Regions from separate parts of the Mus musculus genome. Here all the other regions are linked to region 3. A link is a loop called in an ENCODE intact Hi-C map of the cell type or tissue named here. Cell type or tissue: left cerebral cortex. All regions are shown on one strand.

The links. A loop is a pair of places that touch in the nucleus more often than their neighbours do. Peaks named below come from ENCODE experiments on the same cell type or tissue, not always from the same donor. Only the 100,000 strongest peaks of a DNase experiment are listed, where the experiment ranks them.
Region 1: a loop joins it to region 3, with 2.1 times the contacts of the local background. A loop is called at or near these places in 12 of 42 quality-filtered maps.
Region 2: it touches region 3 in a loop (4-fold over the local background); 14 of 42 quality-filtered maps call a loop at or near these places.

Annotation. Positions count from the first base shown.
Region 1 is chr11:64,742,959-64,745,458 of GRCm38, reverse strand. No RefSeq gene overlaps it. Among named protein-coding and RNA genes, the nearest start is that of Gm30305, 25 kb to the right of the region's middle. In left cerebral cortex, no CTCF peak of the experiment used is centred here; a DNase peak (open chromatin) is centred at 1,514.
Region 2 is chr11:63,919,459-63,921,958 of GRCm38, reverse strand. It overlaps Hs3st3b1 (heparan sulfate (glucosamine) 3-O-sulfotransferase 3B1), which reads left to right. Exons shown (of 2, transcript NM_018805.2): 1 at 1-625. The coding sequence starts at 72. Among named protein-coding and RNA genes, the nearest start is that of Hs3st3b1, 1.6 kb to the left of the region's middle. In left cerebral cortex, a CTCF peak has its summit at 1,302; a DNase peak (open chromatin) is centred at 1,308; H3K4me3 peaks cover 1,607 bases.
Region 3 is chr11:64,897,731-64,900,230 of GRCm38, reverse strand. It overlaps Gm12292 (a long non-coding RNA gene), which reads left to right and starts at 1,148. Exons shown (of 5, transcript XR_001780237.1): 1 at 1,148-1,289. In left cerebral cortex, a CTCF peak has its summit at 1,269 (motif pointing right); a DNase peak (open chromatin) is centred at 1,266.

The DNA.
Region 1 (2,500 bases), 150 kb after region 3:
ATCAAGGAAAGTACAGATTTTCTTTTATCCATCTAATAGAAACTTCTCTACTATCCTTTGAGATAATATGCTCCTGAGTATAGCTCAAATCCTCTGGGCAAACTTTGGTGGAATTGTGTGAAGTGTTCTTTGGGTTGTTTCTGGGATTGTATAAGGAGGGTAAATGTTTCTGTCTTCCCAGGGAAGGCATATTCCAAATAGGTAGAGAAGAGGAAATAAGGAAGGGAGGAAGGAGAGAAGAATGGGAGGAAGAGAGAAGGAAGGAAGGGAGCGAGGAAGAAAGCAAAGAGAAAGGGAGGGAGAGGGCGATGGAGGAAAGGACAGGGGGAATGAGGGAAAGAAGGAAGACAGGAGGGGGAAGAGAAGAAAGAAAGGGGGGGAAAAGGAGGGAGAAAGGAAGCAGGGAAAGAGGAGAGGAGAGAGCAGAGAAAGGAAGAGAGAAAAGATGGGGAGGGAAGAAGAAGTACAACAGAGTACAAGGCTCTTCGTTCTTTCACCGTGATCCATCCTTATGGAGCCTGAATGAGTGTCCTGTCCTTGTATCAAAAACTTGCTCATCAGTGTTTCTACGCTTTGACTTGAATTTGGCCTAAGAGGCTCTTCCATGTGCTTTGGAAGTTTCCTTAACAACTGTAGACTAAGAATATCTGTGGATCCGGGCAGAGGGCAGTGTTGTCTCTAGGGACAGAGGACATGGTGACAACGAGACACCACTTCCTTTAAACAAGTTTGTGCACACATGCATATGCACAGTTAGATTATGGGTTAAAAGTATGTGCCAGTGACCATGCCTATGAATGTATATATGAGTAGTTGCTCTCAGATAAAAAGACAGCAGAAAATATTTAGAAGAAAGGAAGCCCTTTGCAGCTACTCAGAGATGCCTAGACACCGGGTCTTACAATGATCGTCTTTATCTAATTTTTCAAAGCAACCAAAAGATGTAAGACTCATGAGCCTCATACAGATATTTTATTAAGAAGTCTATTTTTGTGTATATGTGTGGGTTGGAGAGACGAATATGAAAGAGATGTATTGTTTTCTAACTACCTTGCTGGTCATATTCTCTATTCTGGGAAGGGCATGTTTAATGGTATCTCAGCTTGATTCTCTAACTTTGGGGTCCCGTTTGGTTTTTTTGAAGTATCTCATTTGGGTTCTTGAGACTCTGTTGTGTTTGTGTAAGGCCTCCCGCCTCATTCCTAATGCCTTCACTCTTCTCCCTCCTGCTTGGGTGGCCAGGCCTGTGGCTGGAGTGGCTTTTGGGGGAGATGGACTGGGTGGTCTGCTCAACACAGCAGCTCTATCCCTCTCTCGCCCCTGCCCTCCTTTCCCTGTCTGCTTGTGGTTGTAAGAAGGCAAAAAAAAAAAAAAAAAAAAAAAAAAAAAAAGGAGACAAATGTCTTTTTACTGAATGTTCTCAGTGAGATCATAACTGTTGTCCGGGAGGGCTACACACGTTGTTTTAGCTCATTTCTTTGACTGCATATTTATGAGTCATGGCTCCAGCTTGCCTGCTGGATAAGAAAAGCTTCTCCAAGTGCTTCTTGTGGATGTTTAGGGCTCTTTGTGAGATCTGTTCCTGCTTTTTTTTGGTGTGTGCAGATTTATCTGTTCAGATGAGAGTGTCCCCAGTGACTGTGTACTGTCTCGTGTATCATCCACAATTAGCTGTGAGTTTATATATTTCTATAGCACCTAACTCAGTGGACCTGAGAACAGGAAGGGGTTCACGCTTGTGTTCCCCCCAAATTCCTACATTGGAACATGATTCCTGGTGTGATTGTATTCAGAGCTGGGTACTCAAAGAGAGTGAGATTATAAGTGTGGCTTCTCCGTGCCAGGGATTAGTGACTGCATAAAAGATATCCAAGAGAGGTTGCTCTTCTCTCCACTGTGTGATAAGGCAGAGAAGAGGTACCTCCTATGAGCATCTTGGTCTAGATTTCTCAGCTTCCAGAACGGTGGGACTATTTCTGCTGTCAGTCACCAGAACAGACTAGGATGGGGCAGTCATAAAAAAACCAGACGTATACAGGCACACCTTTTTATGGAAAGTTTATAGTGAGGTGCCTGATCACCTGACCTTCACCACTCTTTTAAGTATTTTTTTTAAAGAAAAGTTATCATTAATCTTATTCAAACTGCAAACCCTGTGGGCTACAATAATGGCTGTCCTGTCGAGATATACTGCTGGTGCATTAGGAACTGTGGTGGTTTGAATAGGAATGGCTCCCATAGGCTCATATATTTGGATGCTGAGTCACCAGGGAGTGGAACTGTTTGCAAAGATCAGAAGAATTAGGAGGATATGGCCCAGCTGGAGGAAGTATGTCACTGGGAGTGGGATTTGAAGTTTCAAAAACCTACTCCAGTTGACTAACTCAGTCTCTCTCTCTCTCTCTCTCTCTCTCCCCCTCTCTCTCTCTCTCTCTCTCTCTCTCTCTCTCTCTCTCTCTGCCTACCCTGGATGTAGCTTTCAGCTACTGCTCCAGTATCT
Region 2 (2,500 bases), 980 kb after region 3:
GGTGCTCTCTGTTCCGGCGGGACTCCTGCCATGTGCTGAGCCATGCCCCTGGCCGCGCCCGCGGGCCGCGTATGGGGCAGCGCCTGAGCGGCGGCCGGTCCTGTCTCGATGTCCCGGGCCGGTTCCTGCCGCAGCCGCCGCCGCCCCCGCCGCCGGTGAGGAGGAAGCTCGCGCTGCTCTTCGCCATGCTTTGCATCTGGCTGTACATGTTTTTGTACTCGTGCGCCGGCTCCTGTACCGCCGCTCCCGGCCTGCTGCTCCTGGGCTCGGGGTCCCGCGCTACTCACGCTCAGCCAGCCCTGGTCACAGCTCCGAATGAGACATCCCCTAAGATGCCCTTCCGGGCACCTCCGGCCAATTCGCTGGCTGCAGGCAAGGATAAGACAGTAGGCGCTGGGAGCCAGGAGGAGCAGAGTCCAGAGGCGCCGGACTCCCCCAGTCCCATCTCCAGCTTCTTCAGCGGCGCTGGGAGCAAGCAGCTGCCGCAGGCCATCATCATCGGGGTGAAGAAGGGCGGCACGCGGGCATTGCTGGAGTTCCTGCGCGTGCACCCCGACGTGCGCGCCGTGGGCGCCGAGCCCCACTTTTTCGACCGCAGCTACCACAAGGGTCTTGCCTGGTACCGGTGAGTTTCCTCTCCAGGGGCCGCTGCGCCGGCCGTGATCCCGACCGTGAGCCCCCACCGGCCGTTGCGCGTCAGGTGGGGAGGGAAGCAGGGGTACAACTTCCGTCAATTTAGGGCGGGCGGGGACCAAAGTGCGACCGCACATTGCTGGTGGACAGTTGGGGAGAAATCAGATGCTCCGGAGTAGGCTGAGACAGCCACCTACAGAAACTTTTAGCTTGGCACCGTTGGCTGGTATGCTGCGCCCTAGAACCATTTAGGTGATCTCTCCACAAAGACACCCACCCGGCAGCTACTGGGAAAGCGCCGGAGGAACCGGTTACCTTTTGGCTGTGGCCGCATCCCACGCGAATAACTCGGAGTGGTTAGGATTTTGTCTCTCTTGCAGCCAGGGACGCGGGGAGGAGTGTTGTGCGCCTCTGGGTCACAGCCTTTAACGAGCACCAACTGCTAGAGTCGCTTCTGCTGCCCAGATGGGGAGAGGGGCGCAGGCTAAGGCTCAGAGCCAAGGGTGTTTTGAGTCTAACTTTTTGTTACAATTCTTCTTGTTGCCGCAACCCGAAGGGGGTCTGACCCGCTCAGCTTGCGAGGCGCTTGTGCTAGGGAGGGTAACCGGGAGGCTGCGCGACTTTGCTGGCTGCGGCGCGCCGGGCGTGGAGCTGTGCTGGTCCCTGTCGGGCAAAGGCGCGCACTGCAGCGCGCAGCCTCTTTGAAGGCTTCTGGGCGCCCGAGGCGCTGCCGGCGCAGCCGCTTCGCCTTCCCGGTCTCGGTGCTGGGAGCGCCAAGACAAGGACGTGTATTTCTGCGGACCTGGTACATGTCCGACCTCAAAGAATATCCCTGGGCCATTGATTGAGAAATGAGGGTTGTTTCGGGGTCGTGGCTTCCGGCTGTGAGCCCAGTTCTAAAGGGACCGAGGCTCCCGGGTCACATTCACGACCTCTGCCCACTGCATCCCGGGCTGCTGGTTTGGTGTGAGTTGCTGGAGGGGTCACACCCCAGTTTCCGGAAACCCAGCCGGGTCCTCAGCGCTTTAGGTCATCACCCAGCATTAGCGTCTCCCTCGATTTTTTTCCCCCCAGACCCAATTACTTTCAAAGAGCATCAGGATTTCCGAAAACAAGGAGAAACACGAACCGAACCCGGCTCTCTGCCTCGACCATACTTTCTAGGACACGGATGGCGTGGCAAATAAAAGGGCCTGACCCTGAGGATTAAAGCAGCTTCCTTCCCAGCCTCTCTCGCCCCCTCCCCTTTGTTCTTTACTACTATTATTATTATTTTAAATTGGGAAGAGTTGCCCAAGTCTGGAGGTTTAAGCCAGCAGTGACGGTCTCCTTTCTCACAGTTCCCAGAACACTGCGGGCTAAGAATGGAGACTCCGGGTGCAACGCTCGGATTCTCGTCCGATGAGTCCTGGGTCTCATCCGGGCACTGGGAATAACTTGGATTCTGGCTGGGCCTGGAAGGGTGAATCCTTGGGTGCAGCCAGGAGCAGTTTACCACGGGGGCCTTCGCTATCTGTAGGCTGTTGCCATCGATGTGTTGTTGATGCCATTACCTCTTTGCCTCCACTCGTCCTGTACACAACGGGCTCCTGGGATAAGGTTCCGAGGACCTGGTGGCAGGCTAATCTTTAGAATCATTTCTGGCGGAGCCGAACCCGAGGCAGCCTGGGTCTTTTTTTTTTTTTTTTTTTTAACCAGACCCACTCGGGCTGGGTTGGTAGCAAGTGGCGGGCGAGTCGCTGAGCCCTTGAAGGTTTTAGAGGCACCTGGGGCAGGTGGTGGAAATCCCCACTGGAAGATTCACACAGAGGCGGCGGCAGAGGTGGCTGCCTCCACCTGCCACCGCCCTTGGGGCTCTGGAGGCCCT
Region 3 (2,500 bases):
CCCCCCCCCCACCACCACCTCGAGTTTGGGCAGGAACTGACCAGGTAACTCATACTGGGCTTGTTTACAGTGATTTAGCTGTGCAATGCAGTTTAGGAGGCTGGCGAGCTTCTAGGCACTGAGAGGACCATTGTCAGCCCAAGAAGCAGTGGCAGCAGGCGCCCCTGCCCTCCAACAGAATGTGTCCTTTCTGTTAAAATGTCAAGCTTGTTTTAAAAGGGGCTTACGTTATTGTTATTTTCTTTAACAGGAGGCTTTGAGGTGCGAACTGAAGGGTGTTATTCCTCCACCGAATGTGACTGCTGGGTTACCCAGGGTGCCCGTGCCCTGGAATGAATGGGCACATTATGCCTGCCATTAAAAGTTGTGGCTCTTAATTAAAAACGTGATCTTGGGTCTTTATGGAGACATTGTTTAGGTTTTCTCTAGCTGTTAACACGTAATAAATCATTTTAAAAGGACCTTTTCCCCCTATCGCCCCGAATGGGGAGTGCGTTTTTTAAAAAGCAATTGGAAAATAAAACCGGGATTAAATTTCGTGTTTGACAAGGTGCTAAGGGGCTCAGCACCTCAGCTGGGGTAAGACAAGAGAGCTTTGCTTAATCGGCTACTGACCTCTCCTTGCTGACTCTGGCCTGGCCTGGTGGGTTCAGGCTGCCAGGGTGACACTGGTGTCAAAAGTTTAGCTTGGAGATGTCAGGACAATTTACAGACAGCCCACCTTCACCTCTGTTCCCTCTATTATATTGTGAGTGTAAAACCCGTGGTGGAGAAGGCACCTCCTATCATCATGAGCTTGCCAGGAAAGCTAATAAAGTGAGGAGCACGTGGGTCCGTGCGGGTGTGGGAGAGATCCCAAAATCACCCTCCCCCCACACTAAAGATCTTGTTCTCCTTCTATATTCCTGATACAGCTTTCTAATGGTTTCCAGTTCCTAAAGAGATCCCAGCCTTCCCCCAGATCACCCGAAAGCGTGAATCTGACTGGTGGTCTGGGCCTTCTGACTTATTGGACTAGGCTTACAGCCTTTGGCTGGCACAGTGGAGAGGAGACTGGGGGCTGAAGCAGGGCATGTAGCATGTTGCACCCTGTCTCTGTGCCCCGTGGCCTGCATTCTTCTGCAGAGGAGGAAGACAACGCTTCACCGAACTGTTACCAGATAAGAACGATAACAACTTGAAAGGGTTACTTGTCGCTGGTGCAGAAGCTGCTTGCTGTCTGGGTGACATCCTTTTAAGGCAGGAGCCTCGCTGTCGTAATTCCCTAGCTTGCCAGCAGAGGGCAGAAGGTACATCGGCTTTACAGCACCTGGCATACCTGGTTTCTAGACTGGCTTTTCCTCCGCTGTCCTGGCTATGACCTCCATGCCTGTGTGCTGTGGGGACCACACACAGCAGGCAGTGGTTTTTCCAACGTGTTTACTGAAGGAAATTTCAAGAGAAACCTGTAGAAATTAGAAAACATCGGATTTCTCATTCCATGTTACAGTCCATTCCAAATTTGACCTTGGCCTGCAACCTGCGTTTCTAATCTGCTGAGACCCCTTTCTTTGGAGTGCAACCCTGTGTCCCTGTCTGCCAACTTTGCTCCACACTTCAATCTTGCTTTTCTGTGCCATCTCTACCTCGGAATTCGCCACGACTCAGGCAGCGGTTCTGTGCTCTCAGATGACCGGGATGTTCTCGGTCTCTTTCTCTCTCTCTCTCTCTCTCTCTCTCTCTCTCTCTCTCTCTCTCTCTCTCTCAAGATTCCATGATAGATGCTTGAATCCAGGCTATGCTGGTCCACACTTCAGCTCATGCCCGGAAGTCAAGGCCAATGCACCTGTCTCCACATCTCATCTTTCCGCAAATCTAAGAAAGCTCTGTGCTCTTCAGCCAGCTGCCGCTCTGTTACCAACAGAGAACTGGACAAGGACCGAGAAGGATTGTAATACCGTCAGATTCCTAGTGTTACACTTCTTCATGTTATCATCAGATGAATCTTCTCTGTAGAAAAGTGCAAGATATATGGAGAAGCCCCTCTCCTCCAGCCCTGCTCCCTAGGGAGCAAGGCAGTGTGTGTGAATCTTTCTAGGTAGAAGTATGCCTCTATTCAAATTGATTTTCATTATTACTAATTATTAAATCATGTTTGTGTTTTATATATATATATATATATATATATATATGCACCACATATATGATGTGTTATATATTTTACATTTGTATATGCATACCATATTTGATAAAACTTTGGCATAGCATACCTACAGTGGTTATACATATATTGACAGTCAAGAATAGATACCAATCCTAAATTGAACATCTTTTTCAGTTCTTCTTGCATTGATCTCAGGGAACACTGTGAAATAAGAGGCAGGAAGGATGCAAGAACTGGGGGCTGAGAGGAGAGCTGTGAAGTGTTGTCTTCTTGGCAAGGCGTGGACCTCTCAGATGGGCACATAGCAGCTGTGGTCACCAGCATAAGACCTGATCAAACTAGGGAAACTGCCAGCTT